2 separate regions of the Homo sapiens genome follow, and region 1 is linked to region 2. Evidence: chromatin loops called from intact Hi-C (ENCODE). Cell type or tissue: heart left ventricle. All regions are shown on one strand.

Region 1 (5,000 bases), 220 kb before region 2:
GCTGCCATCATGCCCCCTACGGAGATGAGAGCACTGAGACTTGGAGAGATCTGTGTATGTATGGGAAGCATCGTTTAAATCAAGGTCTGTGGGACTTCACAGCCCATGCATTTCCTATCACAGAATGCACCTGACGCATACTGTCACAGGGCATAGATGTGTACTGTGAAGTGTTATTTATCTTCATTTGGAAGGGTCTGCTGATTCTCTCTCCTTCAGCCCCACTATAAACTGCCTTTCTTCATCTCTGGCCAATTCAGCGTAACAGGATGGTCTTGTCTTCTGCAGCCAAAATTCAGGCCCTGGTGATGTTCTTGATTTGTTGTAAGAGACTCCAGTGCCCAGGGCAGTCAGCCTGGTTGATTCTGTCACAGTTCATGAATTCACATCAAAATGCACCTTTCCCCCTATAATTAAGTGAAGGCCTGACCTTCTAGACCCATCTGTGGCCTCTAGAGCCCCGCTTACAGCCTATAAACCCTTGAATTTCTAGGTGGTCTGAGCACCTATTAAATTTTTTATTTTTTCTGTTTTTTTCTTTTTTGTAGATAGTGTCTTTTTCTGTCACCTAAGCTGGCATGACATGGTACAATAATGGATCACTGCAACCTCCACTTCCTGGGCTCAAGCTTTGGCCTTCCAAAATGTTGGGATTGCAGGCATAAGCCACCATGCTTGGCCCTATTAAACTTTTTAACTTCAAGATGGCTCAGCAACAGAAGCAGGATCCAGTCCTCCACCCTGAGCTAGAGGTGAGGGCATGCAGAGCCTGTGAGCACGAAGGGAGCACAGAGTAGGGGAAAGAGCAGGACACAGGGATGCAGGAAACCATCAAGGTCACAGGTGTGACTCCACTCATCCTCTGCTCTTCCCTAATTCATTCTCTTTCTTCTTCCTTGAATCACTCGTTCATCTGAATGTGGCAGGAGCACACCATTGTGCCTCTCCTGTTCCCTCTAGAAGGCTCTGCCATGGCAGGCACACAACTGGAATGGGAGTCAAAAAAGTGTGCTTGAATCCTGGCTCTACCAATACCTCCCTACCCAACCTCAGGCATGTGGCTTGCCCTCTCTGTCTGCTGAGACCATTGTGAATGTAAGTGAAATCCTCCGTACGGCCTCTTTGCTTGCTGTTAATCCCTCTGTCAGCAAGGCTGTCATCATTCTCCGGTCACCCCTGCCTCTGAGCCCTCCTCCCCTGGCAAATTGTCTCCATCATCTTGATTTGGCAAGCCATTCCATCCACCATGGCCAGACACCACACAGGATAGCAGATTTCCATCTTGCCACCCAGACTTCTGGTGCTTCCAGGGAAGACTCTGTGTTAGGGTCTCTCCCTAAGCCCCAGCACCCTTGCTTTTAACTAGCAGGGACCTGCGACTGCCCTCTATGAATTAAGTTTAACCTAAAGCTGCCTCCTTATATATTTTATGTTCAGCCTAAATTTTTAAGTTCTCCATACCTAGTAAACAGCAACCTAGCTGGATGTATAAACAGACTGTAACCTACTCTTGTGCTAATCACTGAGTTTTAGCCAATCAAAGGTGGCCAACTGTTAAAACCAGTTCAAGTAAGACAAACACCAAGCTGTAAACAATCCAGTTGTTCTGATCTGACTTCCATTTTCTGTACATCACTTTCCTTTTCTGTCCATAGATCTTCTTCCACCACTTGGCTACACTGGAGTCTCTCTGAGTCTACCCTGAGTCTACTCTAGCTTGGGAGGCTGCCTCATTCATGAGTTGTTCTTTGCTCAATTAAACTCTGTTAAATTTAATTTGTCTAAGTTATTTCTTTTTAACATCTCTAAGCACATGAAGAGATAAATGAATGATTGAAGAACGAGAAAATAATACTTGGGTGCATGCCGTGCCAGAATCTCCATGCCCTTATGTTACATCTCTTGCCTTCAAGTCAAGTGTGGATGCTTCCAAGATGTAGAGAATACTCTTGCTTAAAAGGGAATAGACTCAGGATCCCTGAGAATAAATAAATCTGTGAAAATGTCCTGTTGCCTTGATGGTTTCCTTAATATCTGCTCCTCCTCCCCCTGCCCTCACCCCAAGGTATCTTTCCACACTCTGCTGTGTCATCACCCACTTGAGAATTCCTCCTGTAGTTTGGGTCTGCTCCTCCTCTGTCCTGCCCAGCAGCCTTCTCACCTACTCCTTTGTGCCTTGTGATTTGTTTTCATCTGCTTTCCTTACTCCAATCTGAGCTAGGGGTAGTCATCGTTTCTCCATGAAACCTTAATCACACAGCTCAGTGTGGATCTACCCTTCACTATGATCCATCCATAGCATCCTGCACTCATTCTACTCTAGCGTTGCTAAAAAATTGCAAAAAGACATTCACCCAGTTACCTGTCCTTTCACCCTATTGCAGTCTCCATATGCTTGTCCTCTTGCCTGTTGTCTTTCCAGACCTCAGCAGAGTACTAGACATGTACACATCACTTAATACATACATGTTTCTCAATGAATGCATTCATAGGAATTTCAGAAGACTTCCTGAGATTCCTCATGTTTACTTCTACCTAGCAAGAATCCTTCTAATGATGGTTTTTCCTATCTCTTTTCCAATAAAACATAACATCCATGTCTTTCAGCAGATCAAGTTTCTGATACTTGCAAGGCTCTCTTTAAATGCCAAAGCAGTACATGAATGAAGGGAAAAGTCTAAGCTCTGCCGCAAAACAAAATCTGTTTCTGGTCCTTCTGAAAAGTACCTGGATGGTGTCTCAACTCAATGTAATCACGTTAGGCTGAGCACCACTGAGATGCCAAGGCATTCCAGGAAGAGTGTGGGGTTTACATAACCTCAGGCTGAAAAATTTATTCTGCCTCAATCCTCATCTCCACCTGAAAGGGTGATGAGTTTTTTCTTGTTGACCCTACATGTAAATAATGATAAATCTGGAATTTTTGCCATGATAACAATTTGAGGGTCTATATTTTATGTTTACTTGGTAACTATTTAATTCAACAAATATCTACTAAAAATATCAGATAAAATAGGAACACCAGAAAAAGTGCCAGCTAAAAATATCTGATTGAGAGGGGATACAGTGGCCAAGAAAGAGAGACATTGCCTCCCCATGAAGCACGTTCAATCTTCCAGGGTAGCAGTCATTCAACAAGTAGGTATCAACCAATGACCCAACTTTTAAAATGATAATAAATAAAATTCTGTCTTTAGTTGAATGGAAACTTATGATATTGATGACATTATTTTAGAAAACTGAAATTATAGCTGAAATTTTTTTGTGTGTGATTTTCTTCTATAAGGTGATCATATAGTTTTTATACTGAACATCTTAGTTATTAAGAATGCCAGATAAAGCCAAGGTGGGTGGATCATGAGGTCAAGAAATTGAGACCATCCTGGCCAACGTGGTGAAACCCTGTCTCTACCAAAAAGTACAAAAATTAGCTGGGCGTGGTGGCGTGCACCTGTAGTCTCAGCTCCTAGGGAGGCTGAGGCAGGAGAATCGTTTGAACCCGGGAGGAGGAAATTGCAGTGAGCCAAGACTGTGCCATTGCGCTTCAGCCTGGGCAACAGGGCGAGACTCTGTCTCAAAAAAAAAAAAAAAAAAAAGTTTTACTCTGGTAAAATACAAAAACATAAAATAATTCCATTAATAGTTAAAAAGATGGTGACTTATTGATATTCATTTTGATTGCTCAAACTGCAAACAAACAGCTAAGGAATAACTAGGACAGTTACCATAATAATTAAATCCTATTTAGGATAAGCCTATGGCTTCATTTTCATGAGCAGTACCTAGAATTTTAAGAACATGCTTGAAATCTAAAATGATGATTTATTAGATATTTTAACACAGTTTTCTGTCATTATTTGATATGTCATGACAGAAAATATGCTTAAAGAGTTAGGTTGATAACATGGATTAGATTTTGAAAGAATTTGTACAATATCTTTTATTTTTCCTTGATATTTGGGAAGAAACTATTCAAAATGGACTCTTTTCTAAAGGAAATATGTTGTTAAACTACATTTTCTTTTAAATATTAATTAAATTGAATTGAAATTGTATTTAAATATTATGGAAAAGATAGTATAAAGCACGCAAATACAATTTTAAAAGGGGAGAAGACCACAATCTCAGCATTACAATAAAATCACATTCATTTTGGCATCTTTTCTCCAGTCTTTTATATGAAGAAACAATTTTAGATTGTGGTATTTATAGCAGCATGCTACTTTTTAGGTTTTATTTGAATAATTATGACACATTTTTAAATAATTTGAAATATCTATTAAAATCGTACAGAGAAATCTATTACCTTCTCCCAGCTTCCTCAAATGGAAGCATCTTACATGACAGGAGCACCATATCAATACCAGGAAATTGACCTTCATGCAATCTACTGATTACATTGCCTTATTCAGATTTCAACAGACTTTATAGGCACCTGTGTATGTGCCTATATATGTATGCCTGTGTGTATCACAGACACATACATGAGTGCCTATATATGTGTGTATTTTCTTTCTATATGACAGGATTTTTGTTTTTGGTTTTTTTTTTGAGACAGTCTTGCTCTGTCCCCAGGCTGGAGTGTAGTGGCGTGATCTCAGCTCACTGCAACCTCCGCCTATATATGTGTGTGTTTTCTTTATATATGATAGTGTTGGTTTGTTTGTTTGTTTGTTTGTTTTTGTGAGACGGAGTCTTGTTCTGTCCCCAGGCTGGAGTGCAGAGGCCTCAGAGCTCAACAAACAGTTCAGCTTGGCCTGACTTATACTCCAGTCTGTTAAGAATTTCTTCTGCACAAACATCACATGGCCTAGTGTGAACCCAAAGGACTGATGGGGAGCAGGGGGAGCAATAACCAGGCCTTCTAGAAGTCAGTCACTGTTATTGACAGCATTTTTAGGCACTTGATTGGGATAATACAATTTTCCCATTGTAACGTTTCCACTGTTGTGCCAAATTAAAGAGCTAACTCCTGCACAGGAGTGAAAATCAGTTGGGAT
Region 2 (5,000 bases):
GGAGAATTGCTTGAACCCAGGAGGTGGAGGTTGCGTGTGCCAAGGTCATGCCACTGCACTCCAGCCTGGGCGACAGAGCAAGACTCCGCCTCAAACAAACAAACAAACAAACAAACCATTCTAATGCCCGGCCTTCCTGGCAGATGCATGATTTATATATGTTTCCCAAGTGTGTGATTGAGTTTTCTTCATTTATGTTTCAATAATCTCTTCAATCTTCACTGAAATCATCAGTCCCTGTCAGCAATTAATGTGCTCAGACCTGCCTATGTATATCTGAATTATCCACTTGCACCCTCTGCATTCTGGACTCCAGAATCTGTCTGACGTTCCAGATGCTAATTGCCATGGTCTAGATCTAGGCAGGACTCTGAGTTGACAATTCGACCTCGCTTCCTCCCTGCGGCATCCACAGTGTGCTCCAGCCCTAACCCAGACTCCACGTGGAGAAGCAGCCTAATGCTCTGATCTGCTGTTGAATTGTGCCATATGGTCTTTAAAAGGCTTTGTCTTTTTCTTTTTTTCCAAACAGTCAAGATGAAATTGGCTTCTGGTCAGTAACTCGCTTTCTTTCCCTCCTCTAAGGTAGAGTCGCCAAAAAGGATTTTGTTTTGTTCCATTTTGCCTGCAACGATATGGATCGCCAAATAGGACTGCAAATTATCTACATTGTTTTTATGAAGAAAAATATATTTATTTTCCTAGCACTTGGAATCGTTGCTTGCTAAGGCCAGGGAACCGATGTTGTCCCCTGATTTCTGTCCCCCTCTCACCCTAATTGGAGAGATCTGAGCACACCAGAGGATGTTTGTGGCTAAATTGGGGTATTATGAAAATAGTTCACAAAGCAAGTGGAAAGCTATATATAAAAATGATATTTACTTCTCATTTTAAATGAAGCCTAAGACAAAAGGCATATAGGTAAACACAGCTGCAACATTTTTAGGCATATAATCAAATGCAAAAATAATATTGGAAAACTATGTTAATTATTGTAATTAAATTGTGAACGGTATTGATAGAAAAATATCTTTAAAACATATAAAATCAAAATGGAGCTTATCACATTATGAGAGTTTGCTCTATTATATATGATGTGCCTAGATGGAGGTGCCATTTAGCAAACTGCCCACAACTCCCCAGCAGTAGAGTAGAGGGAAGGAAGGGCTGAGGGACCAGAAAAGAACTCTAGACCTTTGCATAAATCTTAGCCCCAATTCCATGGTCTTGGGGAATAAGTTTGCCTGACCAACGTCTGAAAAAGTTGATAGAGAAGAGTCAAAAGGGCCTAGATTTTGGAGTCAAGTTTATCTGTGTTTGAAGCATGGCCCACCCACCTCTTACCAGGGTGTTTTTAGGATCCACATCCCCAGCTACAGCAGGAGACAAGGGTCTTGAGACCTTTAGAAATCCAAATTCTACTCGGACAACATAGTTGTCCTGGGCAAAAGGAAATGTGCCATGATCCCAACATTGTTTTCCTACATTGTTACTACATGGCTATGAAGTTTTTAGCCTTACTCCTAAATGTCTGGGGGTTTAAAGAATGGTTCAGCAAACGTGGCTCCCCCTTAAAGCCCACCATGTCCCCAAAGTCTAGAAGACTCTGTCTTTGGCTGCCTTTAATCTTAGAGTTCGTTTTCCTCCTGGATACCTGTGTTCAGAAGACACTTTGGCCCCAATAGAGGTGTCTAAAGCAGTGCCTGACTCTTCTTCTGGTCTACCACGTTCCTCTTGAGGATCCTTCTGAGTGCAGAAGAAAACTGGACATCAACCAAGAGGTTAACGGGTGCCATTTCTCCTCGTTACTTTGCATCATCCAAAAAAAAAAAGAAATGCTTCTTCAAGTTTTCCAGTCAATTGCACTCACAGCAAAGGTTGGTTGAGGAGCCACTCTGGAGCCTTCCCATCTGCTGCTTCATGGAAATGTTTGTACAGGATCTGGGCTTCCTGCCGAGCCCCGTTTCCATCATAAGTCGTGTGTTTCCTGTGCATGTTCTCACTCCACACATTAACCCCCTTTTCAGTTTTCACTTAAGTCTTATCTCTCACTTGATGAGCAATTTTTTCACTGGCTGGATCATTTGCAACAGTTTCACAAATGTCTTTTTCTCATTTCTGTAGAGAGAAATTGGTGAACTTGTTCATTCCTCAGATCTCAGCCACTGCTGAATTCATTTCTCTCTTTAGTTTACTCACTTTTATATTCTGGCGAAGAAACCTACGTGCCTTAGCTTGTCTCACTTTTTCATCATTTTCATCATCTGCACTAGCAGTTGGCCTTTTTTGGGGGGAGAGATGGACAATTATTTCACAGACGAACTAAATTTTTAGTAATTGAATACAAATAGCTGCATATACAGCAAACAGAGACACTCCGAGCCACCCAGGCGTGAGTCAGCTGTCACAGTAGGGGGGCTCAGTCATGGACCCCAGCTGCAGGGGACAAGCAGGTACTTACCTTAGCAAATTATCACAGTATTTGCTAAAGGCCTGCTCAGAGCGGCAGAGCAAGATAGATCTGTTGAACTTTACACCCTGGGCACCTCCATAGCACATTGGAAGTCACGTAAGCCAATCAGCCTCCAATAACCTACCTGTCAATTGAGAATCGTGATGATAATGATGCCTGCTTCACAGTATTGTGATGATTAAATGAAATAATATTTGTAAAAAAAATGTTTGAAAAAGTGTAGATGCTCTGTTATTATTTTCTACCGTCTCACAGAAATCCCATTTAGAATATCCCTCCACTCGGCAACCTGCCAAGGTGAGTTTGTAGTTTAAGGGTGATACGGTTTGGCTGTGTCCCTACCCACTTCTCATCTTGAATTGTATTTCCCATGATCCCCACATGTTGTGGGAGGGACTCAGTGGGAGGTAATTTAATCATGGGGGTGGTTACCCTCACGCTCTTCTTGTGATAGTAAGTGAGTTCTCACAAGATCTGATGGGTTTATAATGGGCTTTTCCCTGCTTCACTCAGCACTTCTCCCTCATGACACCATGTGAAGAAGGATGTGTTTGCTTTTCCTTCCACCGTGATTGTAAGTTTCCTGAGGCCTCCTCAGCACTGTGGAACTGTGAGTCAGTTAAACCTTTTCTTTATAAATTACCCAGACTTGGGTACGTCTTTATTGGCAGCTTGAGAATGGACCAGTAAAAAAGGCTAGAACTGAATCTATGTGGAGAAAATGTAGTGGGGAGGGGGTGTGCAAACTCTTAGGAAGTAAGTGTTTTCACAGTCAATAGAATATAAGATAGCAACCCTTGTGCTTTGCTGGTAGACATGTAAAATGGTTCAGGTTCTGTACAAAACAGTGTGGCCGTTCCTCAAGATTTTAACCACAGAGTTACAATAAAATCCAGCAATTCCTCTTCTGAGTGTTTACTCAAAAGAATGCAAAGTGAGGACTTGAACAATATTTGTACTCCAATGTTCTTAGCAGCTTCATTTACAATAGCCAAAACGTGAAAACAATCCAAATGTCCATTGACAGATGAATGGATAAACAAAATGTGGTAAATACATATAATGGGATATTATTCAGCCTTAAAAAGGAAGGAAAATCTGACATGTGCTACCACATGAATGACCCTTGACATTATGCTAAGTGAAACAAGCCAGACACAAAAGGATAAACATTATATGTGAGGTATCCAGAATAGTCAAATTCATAAAGACAGAAAGCAAAAAGGAAGTTACCAGGGGTTGAAGGGAGTGGAAATGAGGAGTTAGTGTTTGATGGGTACAGAATTTCACTTTGAGAAGATGGAAAATTCTAAATCTGGATGGTGGTGATGGTTACACAGTAATAGCAATGAACTTGACACTTAAAAACTGTTAAAATGACAAATTATATGATATCTATATTTTACCAGAATAAAAAATAAATACAATATTAAAGCTACCTACAACAAACAAATCAATACTGTCATTCTAAGAATGCTAGGTGAGTAATAATGTGTTTTGCAAATTAATTTCCTTTTATCACTCTTTAGACAGTCTCAATAATCATTTCTGTGGTGTCATTAAGATGGCTGTGAAATTCACCTAACTTCGTTGTAGATTATAAACAGACTAGAGGTGATTTATTTTGCCTTCATCTGGTCCTTCATCAAAATACTTAATAAATGTTTGGTCTTATGTATGAAAATGTCCTTCCTTTTGCACCCTAGGTTATGCCATAACAAGCAAAGATTTGTGGATTTGTGAGACATAAAAATGTTTGTAAGTATTTTTCACCATTTTCCTAGATTTTACTAGCTTTCTCCATGTAAGCCCATGTTAGAGTGTGGGCCATGAGGTCCCTGTGGGGTGCCCAGCTCTGAGGAACCCAGCCATGCAGTGCCACATCTAGGCTGCCATCACTCCATCTTTCCTTCCTTCTCTCTCTCAAGACCTCATTGCACAAATCACGTTTTTTAATGTCCTCCATTCTGTTTGTTTTTTCTCTTGATGACGTCTTCGTCCCTCTTTTTTTGCAATTATTCCCAATACAGATGATGTGCAACTCTAGCCACCAGGAGCCAACATTCTTTCAGTGGATAAAAAGGAGTTCCAATACTTTTTCTTACTAAGGAAATGGATTGCAAGGGATGGTGAATTATTAAAATAGTAAGTGTCCAATGAATGTTTGTCAATTGAAGTCAAACTGTTCTGAGAAATAATGACAAGGCATCATTCTGAGGTTTAATTGGAGAAGTCTTGTCCCAAACTCCACTCAAACGTGAAGGAAGGGCAGTATAACCCAGCAGTTAAGAGCATTCACTTTGGAAACAGCCATAGTTGGGACAGAATCCAGTCTTTACCACTGACTAACTAAAGGACACTAAATTTTAGAGTCTTCTTCCTGGGCATAATACTTGTGAAGTGAAATCAGGCTTGCAAAGTGCAAGGTCTATGTTTGTTTTGTACATAGTAGTTACTATGCTTATGATAATAAAATGGAAAAGTATTTTTCTCAGTGTTTTATTACCAGGAATATTTTTACCCTCCA

What was found. Hi-C counts contacts between places; a loop is a spot of excess contacts. Peaks named below come from ENCODE experiments on the same cell type or tissue, not always from the same donor. Only the 100,000 strongest peaks of a DNase experiment are listed, where the experiment ranks them.
Region 1: a loop joins it to region 2, with 2.3 times the contacts of the local background. A loop is called at or near these places in 1 of 110 quality-filtered maps.

Annotation. Positions count from the first base shown.
Region 1 is chr2:7,711,938-7,716,937 of GRCh38, forward strand. No RefSeq gene overlaps it. Among named protein-coding and RNA genes, the nearest start is that of LINC01871, 11 kb to the right of the region's middle. In heart left ventricle, no CTCF peak of the experiment used is centred here; no DNase peak of the experiment used is centred here.
Region 2 is chr2:7,929,015-7,934,014 of GRCh38, forward strand. All of the region lies in intron 2 of LINC00298 (long intergenic non-protein coding RNA 298), which reads right to left. Among named protein-coding and RNA genes, the nearest start is that of LINC00298, 45 kb to the right of the region's middle. In heart left ventricle, no CTCF peak of the experiment used is centred here; a DNase peak (open chromatin) is centred at 1,947.